2 separate regions of the Mus musculus genome follow, and region 2 is linked to region 1. The links are chromatin loops, found by intact Hi-C in ENCODE. Cell type or tissue: left cerebral cortex. All regions are shown on one strand. Links, peaks and the distances in the headings refer to the core of each region. The heading gives the core; the rest is flanking DNA.

Region 1 (5,375 bases), core at 222-5,221:
AGCCTAGGCTCTGTGTGTTTGTGAGGCTCCTGGATCACTCAGTTCTGGAAAATGAGGTGGGATGGCAGCACCAGAGTGTGGCTTCCATGTGAGCCGTCTATGGTTCCAAGACAGTGTGGCATCTGCAAAAGTCTCTGTGTGAAAAGTACTTGAGTCAAGTAGTGGCCCCTTCTTGACTCAAGTCAGCTAACTTAACTCTCAGACTCCCCATATGTTAGATGATTGATTCATTTAAAAGTGTCAGGCTGGGAGAGACGGCTCAGCAGACCCAGAGGGTCTGAGTTGCCAGCACCCGTATCAGGCGGCTCACAACCAACTGTGTGTAACTGTATGTATCACACAATTCTGAAAAACCCACAGTGGGCTATACCCTTCCTCATCACTCACTAATTAAGAAAGTGCCCTACAGCTTGTTTTTTTGAGACAGGGTTTCTCAGTATAGAAACCTGGCTGTCCTGGAACTCACTCTGTATACCAGGCTGGCCTCGAACTCAGAAATCCGCCTGCCTCTGCCTCCCAAGTGCTGGGATTAAAGACATGCGCCACCACTACCTGGCCTTACAGTCATATCTTGTGGAGGCATTTTCTCAACTGAGGTTCCCTCCTCTCCAGTGGCTCTAGCTTGTGTGCCTGCACAGGTGGAGAGCCAAGTGGTTCATTGATTGCTCGGGGGCCAGGGCAGGTCCAAATCCTGTGGGTGCTGCTGGCTACTGAGATGCCTGGTTCTGGGTTCTCCGACTTTCCAAATCTGATGACGCCACCATCACAACTCTAGCCTTGCTAAGCATACAGACCCCACCATACCCTCAGGGCCAAACCTTGTCAGTTTATGGGGGCTGGAGAAATGGCACAGTGGTTAAGAGCACTACCTTCTCTTCCAAAGGTCCTGAGTTCAAATCCCAGCAACCACATGGTGACTTACAACCATCCATAATGAGATCTGACACTCTCTTCTGGAGTGTCTGAAGACAGCTACAGTGTACTTACATAGGAAAAAAAAATAAATCTTAAAAAAAAAAAAAAAAGCCAGGCGGTGGTGGCGCACACCTTTAATCCCAGCACTCCAGAGGCAGAGACAGGCAGATTTCTGAGTTCGAGGCCAGCCTGGTCTACAGAGTGAGTTCCAGGACAACCAGGGCTATACAGAGAAACCCTGTCTCAAAAAAAACAAAACAAAACAAAACAAAACAAAACAAAACAAAACAAAACAAAAAAACAACAAAAAACCCCTGTCGGTTTGAATTTCAGACTTAAGTGAGTATGATGTTACAGGTCTGTAATCACAGCACCTTCACACATACGCACTTACAACACAGACACACAAACATTAAATAACAGAACACATTTTAAACATGCTTAACATTGGTCTGCCAGGCACTGGAGGTACAATAATGAACATGATATGATCCCTAGCCATCCATCTGCAGGGACCAGACGGAACCTAGAAGCAAAGGAGTGATTTTTATTTTATTTATGCACTTAGAGACAGGATCCTGGGGCCGGATAGATGGCTCAGTGACTAAGAGGCTGTTCTTCCAGAGACCCTGAGTTCAGTTCCCAGCAACTACATTCTGACTTACAGTCATCTATGATGGCATCCAATGCCCTCTTCCGATGACAGAGCAGTCATATACATAAAATACATAAACAAGCCTTTAGAGACAGGAGCTCACTGTACAGCCCAGGCTATCCTCAAACTGACAGTCATCCTACCTTGGTCTTCCAAGTGATCACAGGGTTCTGGTTGTTTTTGTCAAATCTAATTATTTTATTAAGTAAATAATGTGTAGAGGTACCTGAGTGCAGCATGTGTATGCAGGAGCCCTCGAAGGTCAGAAGAAGATGCTGAATGCCCTGGAGCTACATGCTTGTGAGCTGCCACGTGGATGCTGGGAACTGAACCTAGAGTCTCTGCTGAAGCAGTAAGTGCTCTTATCCCTGAGCCATCTTTCCAGATTGTCAAATCCAAACTTAAAAATGACATCCTTAGTGCTGGAGAGATGTGTTAACCTTGAAGAACACATACCGCTCTTCCAGAGGACCCAAGTTTGATTCCTGGCACCTATATCAGGTGGCTCACAACCTCTTAGAACTCTAGTTGCAGAAGGTCTGATTCCTCCGGCCTTGGTGGGCACCTGCACTCATGTGCACATACCTGTAGGCAGACATGCACGTAATTTTTAAATTCTATTTTATTTATTTTGTGTGTGAATATGTGTCTGTCCACATTCATGCTATAGCATGCTTGTGTTGGTTGGAGGAAAACCTGCAGGAGCTAATTCTCTACTTCCATTGTGAAGGTCCCAGAGATCCAACTCAGATCTTTGGGCTTGCTTGGCAAGCATCTTTACCTACCCAACCATCTTACCAGCCCAGCGTGGGGGGAGGGGGGGACAGAAAGACAGAGACAGACAGAGACAGAGAAAAGGTGACAGTGAATTTAAATTGATTTAGTTACCTTTGTCCACAGCTACCACCCTTTCCCTCCTTCTCCCGTGAAGTGAGCTGGGTTGCACGTCCTCTGGGCAATCAGGCAGAGGATTTGTACGACACTGGGGCCTCAGCACACACCTGAGCCCCCCTGCAGGCCTGTGTCTTCACACTGGAGTCAGGACCGACTTCACAGCTTCACAGTGCTGCCTGCCGTCCACCACCCTCCAGATTGCTTCCTCATTATAAAACGTAAGATATACTCCCTCAGCAACTCAGGGTGGCCCACTCCTACCAAGTCTGACAGCCTGAATTGGACACCTGGGACCCACATGGTGGAAGGAATCAGATGTCCTCTGACCTCCACACAGGCTCTGTGACATACTTACGCTCCAACACACAAAATTAATAAATGTGGCAAATAAACGAATAAGAAATTATGGAAGCTGGGCATGGTGATACATACAGCTTCTAACTAATCCTAGCACTGGCGAGTTAGTATGTTGAGGCCAGCCTGGTTACCTAGTCTACATAGTGAGTTCTGGAACAGCCAGTTCCATGTCAAGAGACCCTCTTAAAAAAGAAAGAGAGAGAGAAAAGAAAGGATGGAGATGTGGCTCAGTGGTAGGATGCTTGCCTAGTAGCATCCTGAATCTGTATGATGGCTCAGGCCTAAAGGCAGGAGGATGTGTTCAAGGCCAACCTCCACCACATAGAGAGCCTTTGGGGCTAGCCTGGATTACCACTATCTGTTTAAATGAAACAAAGATGTGAGGCAGGTCTTCAAAGGTTAACTGTAAGCCGGGTGGGTTCCCTTAGCATTACTGAGGGCCACTGGCCCCTGGGGCTGCAGAACTCTCTTGGCAGACTAAAGTACCCTAGTGGCCAAGGCAGGGAAGGAACAGCGTAACTAGGCGGGAAAGCCGGGTGCGCGCCCAGGAGACCATGTGACGTCTCGGGCCCGCGCAGGCTCGCCCGGCAGGCGCGGGGGCGGGACGCGCGGGGGCGGGGGCGGAGCCTGGCGCGCGGCCCCGCGGTGACAGGGCGGTAGGGAGGGGCGGGGCCGCGGGCGGGGCAGCGGGGGGAGGCGGGAGGAGTGGAGATGGCGGCGGCGGCGGCGGCTCCGGGGGGCGGGGGCGGGGAGCCCAGGGGAACTGCTGGGGTCGTCCCGGTGGTCCCCGGGGAGGTGGAGGTGGTGAAGGGGCAGCCATTCGATGTGGGCCCACGCTACACGCAGCTGCAGTACATCGGCGAGGGCGCGTACGGCATGGTCAGGTGAGGGGGCGTCCCGGGAGGGGGCTTCGGAGCAGGGACAGCAGGTGTGTGCTCGGGACATGGGGGGCTCAGGGAGTGTCGCAGGGGAAGTATCGTGCAGTGACTTCTGGAGGACTAGGCGCTACTTTCTCCAGGGAGGGGGGTTGGAGGCTTTGAAGCCACCTTGTATTGTTAAGGGAGGGGCACCTGGGGGACCCTAGAGATAAAGGTGGAGCTAAGAGGATGAAGGGGGAGTGAGGGACCCACGAGCAGGTAGTGGGAGCCTTGGTTCCCCCCTGATGAGGCTGTGACAGAGAGTTTGAGAGAGGAGAGCAAAGCTCAGGGTGGGGCAAACCTTTGCACCTCTGCCCCTGGCAAGGCTAGGGGCCCAAAGTAGGGAAGGGTCTCTAGAATGTGCCTTATTTTGTGGTATACGGGTTTGTGAGTTCTCGCTGCCCCACTGTGTGCTCTGCTCTGGGCCTTTGTTCCTATGGGAGCAGCTCTGACCCAGGAACCGCACAGGGAGACCTGCCTGCCCCTCCTTATCTCTTCTCTCCTGTCCCATTACTGAATCCTCTAGGCTTCATCTACTTTCTCCATTTAACTCCTATCCCCTGGACCTGTCTGGGATTGAGAGAGTCCAGCTTGGGAAAGGGGAGGAGGGTGAGGGCAACTAGAATGTAAGAGGGTCCAGGAGAAAGGAAGTCGGTGAGTGGCCACTCTCTTCCTCTGTTTGTGAAGTCACTGAAAGGCTGCCTGGCTGATACCCAGCTTTCCCCTGGAGATCCCAGGCCTTCACAGCAGGAAGGAGCCAGCATTGTTTACATTTGGCCAGAACCCTCTCCTCCTCTCTCCAGTCCCTGCCAAGACCTGGGTGGGGCCAACAGGCCTGGATTCCCCCTTTGTAAGGCCACATCTCTCTGGCCCTCTCAGCTCAGCTTATGACCACGTGCGCAAGACCAGAGTGGCCATCAAGAAGATCAGCCCCTTTGAGCATCAAACCTACTGTCAGCGCACGCTGAGGGAGATCCAGATCTTGCTGCGATTCCGCCATGAGAATGTTATAGGCATCCGAGACATCCTCAGAGCGCCCACCCTGGAAGCCATGAGAGATGTGTATCCTTCACCTTAGCCACAGCCCCAGAGTAAAGCTAGGGAGCTTGGCTCTGTTGTCTGTGGTCATCTTTTGTACTACCCTCCAAAAAAAAAAAACCCCAGCAAAGTAACTTTTTAGCAGAGAGTCTACAGAGCATGAGAGCACACTGGCAGGCCTTGGATCCTGGTCTGTCGCAGCCAAGTGGAGTGGCCTTGAACACATCCCTTTCTGCTCTGTGCCCCAGTATGGTGTGTGGGGAGGGAGAATGCTGTGGAAAAAACGATCTCTATGGGAGCTTTGTCTTCTGACATCTGCAGGTCTGTGACATGACCCAGTCTCTGCCCACAGCCTGTTCTTGCTCAACAGACTCACGATTCTTTCTTTAGAGACCTCACACTGGATGGAAAGCAAAGAAGAAAACCGGTATTGGGCAGGCCTAGTGCTTTGGTTCTAATTCAACCTTCTAGCTTCCCTGTGTGACGGATGAGTTTTACTGTGTCCATTTCAAAGATAAGGAAACCGAGGCTCCTCTGTGTTAAGTTTTGCAGTGCCTTCTAGGGGGAAGGGGAGTGGGCGATACTTAATCCAACATGGA
Region 2 (5,375 bases), core at 166-5,165, 280 kb before region 1:
TTGAAAATAAATAAAAAGGGCTGGAAAGATGGCTCAAAAATTGAGAGCAGTTGTTTTCCTTGCAGAAGACTTGAGTTCAATTCATGGCAGATACAAGGTGGCTCATAATCAACTATAATTCCAGTTCTACATACACACACTCAGGCACACACATAGAACAAATATTAAAAGATGAATAGCACACGCCTTTAATCCCAGCACTCGGGAGGCAAAGGCAGGTGGATTTCTGAGTTCGAGCCCAGCCTGGTCTACAAAGTGAGTTCCAGGACAGCCAGGGCTATACAGAGAAACCCTGCCTCGGAAAACCAAAAAAAAAAAAAAAAAAATTAGCCACGTGTGCTGGTACACTATAAGTGTTTTTGAGACAAGGTCTCACTGTGTAGTCCTATCTGACCTAGAACTCACTGTGTAGACTGGAACTCACAAAGATCTGGCTGTCTCTGGCTTCTGAGTGCTGAGATTAGAGATATTCAACACTGTGTCTGACCTAAACAAAATTTAAAAAACCAACCAAACAAAAAACAGGCAAGCAAATGAAATTTAATTTTTTAAAGTTCCAGTTGCTGAGTGTGTCTGAGCACAAGGTTCCATAGACATCAGGGAACAACTTTGAGGGGTCAGTTCTCTCCTCCTGCCACGTGGGCCTTGAGGATTAACTTGTCAGGTTTGGTCGTTGGTCCGGCGATTGGTACCTTTACTGGCTAAGCCATCTTGTCAGCTCGACTTTAGGTATTTAGGTGTCGGTTCCTGGGTCCCTGTTTTATGGCATAGGTCTCCAATAGCATGAGTTATAATATTTGAGCCAGGTACGATGACTCATACGTGTAATCCCAGCACTTGGGAGGCTCATACAGAAAGATCAAGGTAAATTTGAGGCCAGCCTGGGCTACATAGTGACTTTTACGCCAGCTCAGACTGTATAGTGAGACCCTTTCTCTAAAATAAATAAAATGAGGGCAGGAGAGGTGGCTCAGTGGTTGAGAGTACTGGGTGTTCTTCCAGAAGAGCCGGTTCAATTCCCAGCCCCCATGTAGCAGCTCCAACTGTCTGTAAATATAGTTCCAGAGAATCTGACATCCTTTTCTGTCCTCTTGGAGCATGAAGTACACACATAGGACAGACAGACAGACAGACAGACAGGCAAAACCCATACACATAAAAATAAATAACCCAGGCAGGTATAATGCACACAGCTTTAATTCCAGCACTTAGGAGGCAGAGGAAGGTAGATTTCTGTGAGTTTGAGGTCAGCCGTGTCCGTATGAAAAGTTCATCCCAGGCTAACATCAAGACCCTTTCCCAAATAAATAATAGCTACATTGGGTAGTTCATAACTATGTGTGGCCGGGTGTGGTGGCACACGCCTTTAATCCCAGCGCTTGGGAGGCAGAGACAGGCAGATTTCTGAGTTCGAGGCCAACCTGGTCTACAAAGTAAGTTCCAGGACAGCCAGTGCTATACAGAGAAACCCTGTTTCAGGGGGAAAAAAAACAAAAAACAAAAACTATGTGTGACTTTAGTTCCATGAGAACAAAACTAGAGTCTCCACTTGACTCTTAGGGTACCTGCATATACTTGCATACTCATGTTCACTGGAGGACTATGCGTGAAAGTTCAGTTATGGCATCAACAACCCTGGTGTCTACCAACAAAGGAATGGATAAAGGAAATGTACTATGGTTGGGACAGCTGACCCCCCCAGTGCACCTAGGTTTAATCCCCAGTCCCCACACTGGGGCTCTATAACTAGAGTACCCGGAGGTCTGGCATTCTCTTCTGATCCCCAAGGCTGCTACGCACTCATGTGATCCACGAGCATACAGACTGGGAAAACTCACACTAAGACAGAAAACGTGTATGTGATGAGGGCTGGAGAGATGGCATGGGATGCTCTTCCAAAGGGCTTGGTGACTCCCAGCACCCACATGGCAGGTCACAACAGTCTAACCCTAACCCTCTGTGAGCAATGAAGTTTTTAAGCCATAAAGAGCAAAGTTGTATTGTTTTCAGGAAAATGCTGATAACTGGAAAGAAGCACTAAGTGAACTAAGTCTCAGGAGGACAAAAAGCTGGTGTCGGTCCCCTGGGTCCTAAGTTATACAAAGATACACAAGGAGAGCAGACGGCTTGAAGTGAGACAGACCTGACTGGGAAGAGCGAGGGCTGGAAATGCTCACAGTACTCTAGCTGTACGAAAATGTCCTTAGGGCTGGGTGTGATCCTCCACCTGGGAAGCAGAGGCAGACAGATCTCTGTGAGTTCAAAGAAAAAATGTGGGCTTGGTGGGCTGGAGAGATCGCTCAGTGGTTAAGAGCACTGACTGTTCTTCCAAAGGTCCTGAGTTCAAATCCCAGCAACCATTATGACAACTTGTGACCAACCCACCTTAAATGACAACAAACATCCACCATCCACCCATCTCATGAATGAGGGTATTGTTCTCCTAAAGATTGATTCCTGCTGTCAGAAAGCAATAGCATTACTGGAAGTGGGGGTGGCTAAGAAAATTTGGGCATTGTTAAAGCTAACTGTATCATTTGCTGTCTAGACTCTGTGTGATAGAAAGTGCAGGCATTAACTGAAGTCCTGGATGGAACAGTCTGTGAGGCTGGACCATCATAGCTAGGCATGTGAAATTGTTCTGGATGCAGAGTTTTGAGGGAACAGCTTCTGAGGCAGCCTGTGAGGAGGCTGGATCGCCTGGGCTACTTGTCATCAGTGTCTGGTCCTTTTCTGTTGTCCATTGTATGATGTATTTATATATATATATTAATTTTCCAAACTCTACAAAATGAAACATGTAATCTAGTGATATTTCTCTAAGGTGTCATTATCAAATATAATCTGTATTCTTAACTCAGCCTAAGTTTATCTAGCATTTCTATGGGCTGCTATTCTACCTCTTTGTCACAAGGTGGCGGTATAGACTTCAGGTTGGATTCCTCGGAAGTTTTGTTCAAAGGATCATTAGATCTCTCTGTTTTATCGACTCTAATCTAGCATTCAATTTTTCACCCCTCTCTTTATCTAGGTCTGTTTTATTCTGATCTTTCTTAAAGAGGATATATAAAATTGTGAACACTACTGACAATTATTTCTGTGCTGATAATCGAAACAAAATTATATGGGATCGAAATGCCATTACCATTGTGACCTCCATTTTAAACAGAAAATAATTTCTTCTTAATCACTAACTCTCTCCTTCCTTCAGAGACTTTAGCTTTTAAGCACACTTACAAACTATCTTTATTTATATCCCCTTTGCTCTCCTTTCTTTGGAGACTATTCACATTTACAGAACATTTTTCTTTATTTCCCTTTCTCTCTCCTCCCTTTGGAGACTTTATGCAGATTTACCGAACATTTTTTATTTATTTCTCTTTCTTCTTCCTTCGGAGACTTTATTTTTTAATATTCAAACTCAGTATTTCTTTCTATGACCGTCTCTGTTCAGTTTCTTTTCCCTTTTACTGTTTTCAAATTTAATTCATTACCCTTTCAGAAGTTTGGGACTTCAGCCTTTTAGTCTGGACTTGGAGATCAGCTTGCTGGCCCTGGTGCCCTTCTGCGGCTCAGCTAGCTCCCTGCACTGATTGCCGGCTCCGCCCCTCGGCTTGGTCTAGCGGGTTACCCTACCGGTTCCGCCTAGTGCCAGCCCTGGACATGCCTCTCCAACGGACTATATGCTTCGTGGCTGCAGGCTTTTCCTAAGGGCGCTCGCCCCGCCCCGCCCCGCCCCGCCCCGCCCCGCCCCAGCTCCAGAAAGGTGGAGCCAGCAGCTGCACCAGGATGCGGCAGACCTGAATTGGGCTGCAGTCTCTGGGAAGTTATTCTAGCTGGACCATGGCTCAATCCGCCCCTCCGCGCCAGGGGAAGTGCACTGTTCTCTATCTGGCAGCCGGCTTTGCTGCTCAGCAGGGGTTTTTAGGGGAACCACCCTCAGCCGGTAGCCTTTCTGGATTTCCCAATCCCACCTTGCGCCTACCTCAGAGACTGTCACTGGGAAGCCGTGTTGCTTCAGGAAGTACTTGTTCCCAGCCTTCCATCCACGACTTTTGCAGGCTCTCAGCTCTGATTTCTAGCTCCATCTTCAATGCACCAATTATCACCAGACTGTCTCTAGCTGCCAGCCACCCAAGTAATGACACAGAGACCATTTATTAATTATAAAAGCTTGGATTTAGCGAGCTTGTTCCCAACTAGATCGTAAATGAAATTAAATCTTAAATTAACCCGTTTACACTAATCTATGTTCTACCACGTGGCTCACTACCTCTCCTCAATACCAGTACCTGCTTCTTCCTCCACATCTGGGTAATGAAACTGACTAGCAAATCTCCCGCCCAGAGTTCTTTCTAGGAGTTCCTAGCTCTGCCCAGAAGTCTAGCCTATACTCTCCTGCTTTGCCTTAGACCTTTCAGTTCTGTATTAAGCCAGTGAGAAGGTAAAGGAGATGCTTACAAAACACCGAGAGAAAAGGAAAAATACCTTTCCACACTGCAAACGAGATTAACCCAGGTGTCTACCACAGAGCTAAATAATAAATTGTTTGGGGTGGGGGATGGAAGGCCATTCCATTTCAAGATCATCTTCCAAAAATGTTAATGGTTCTACACACACACACAAAACTTTCTGTTATTTTTTCAAAACAGGGTTTCTCTGTATAGCCCTGGTTGTCCCAGAACTTGTTCTGTAGTCCAGGCCAGCCTTGAACTCAGAGATTTGCTTGCCTCTGCTTCCCAAGTTCTGGGACTAAAAGCTTTCACCAGCCTGGCTCACAAAAACCTTTTAAAAAGTTTTAGTTTAGGGGCTGGTGAGATGGCTTAGTGGGTAAAGAGCACCCGACTGCTCTTCCAAAGGTCCTAAGTTCAAATCCCAGCAACCACATGGTGGCTCACAACCATCTGTAATGAGATCTGACTCCCTCTTCTGGGGTGTCTGAAGACAGCTACAGTGTACTTACATGTAATAAATAAATAAATAAATCTAAAAAAAAAAGGGAGAGAGAGATATCAATTGCTTTAAAAAAAAGTTTTAGTTTATTCATTTATTTACTTACATGTGTGTGTGTGTGTGTGTGTGTGCACGCGTGTGCGTGCGCGCATACAATGATGCTCATGTGAAAATCAACTGTGGAATTTGGTTCTCTCCATCCAACCACATGGGCCTCAGGAATTGAACCCAGGTCATCAGGCTTGGTGGAATCATCTTTACTCACTGAGATATCTCACCAGGCCCTCACCTTTTCATTGGCTTTCTTGAGGCAGGATTTCCTGCATCCTACATCAGTCTCAAATTCCCTATATAACAGAGGGTGGCATTGAACTTTCCACCTTCTTACCCCCTCACCCCCCAAGGCAGGCTGTCTCTGTGTA

What was found. A loop is a pair of places that touch in the nucleus more often than their neighbours do. Peaks named below come from ENCODE experiments on the same cell type or tissue, not always from the same donor. Only the 100,000 strongest peaks of a DNase experiment are listed, where the experiment ranks them.
Region 2: a loop joins it to region 1, with 2.1 times the contacts of the local background. A loop is called at or near these places in 2 of 42 quality-filtered maps.

The regions. Positions count from the first base shown.
Region 1 is chr7:126,756,114-126,761,488 of GRCm38, forward strand. Mapk3 (mitogen-activated protein kinase 3) reads left to right here and starts at 3,513. Exons shown (of 9, transcript NM_011952.2): 1 at 3,513-3,705; 2 at 4,618-4,800. The coding sequence starts at 3,533. In left cerebral cortex, for the core only: a CTCF peak has its summit at 3,289; DNase peaks (open chromatin) are centred at 3,349, 4,535 and 5,096; H3K4me3 peaks cover 1,709 bases; H3K27ac peaks cover 2,327 bases.
Region 2 is chr7:126,478,923-126,484,297 of GRCm38, forward strand. No RefSeq gene overlaps it. Among named protein-coding and RNA genes, the nearest start is that of Gm46001, 4.9 kb to the right of the region's middle. In left cerebral cortex, for the core only: CTCF peaks have their summits at 2,906 (motif pointing right) and 3,624; a DNase peak (open chromatin) is centred at 3,771; H3K4me3 peaks cover 1,116 bases; H3K27ac peaks cover 1,167 bases.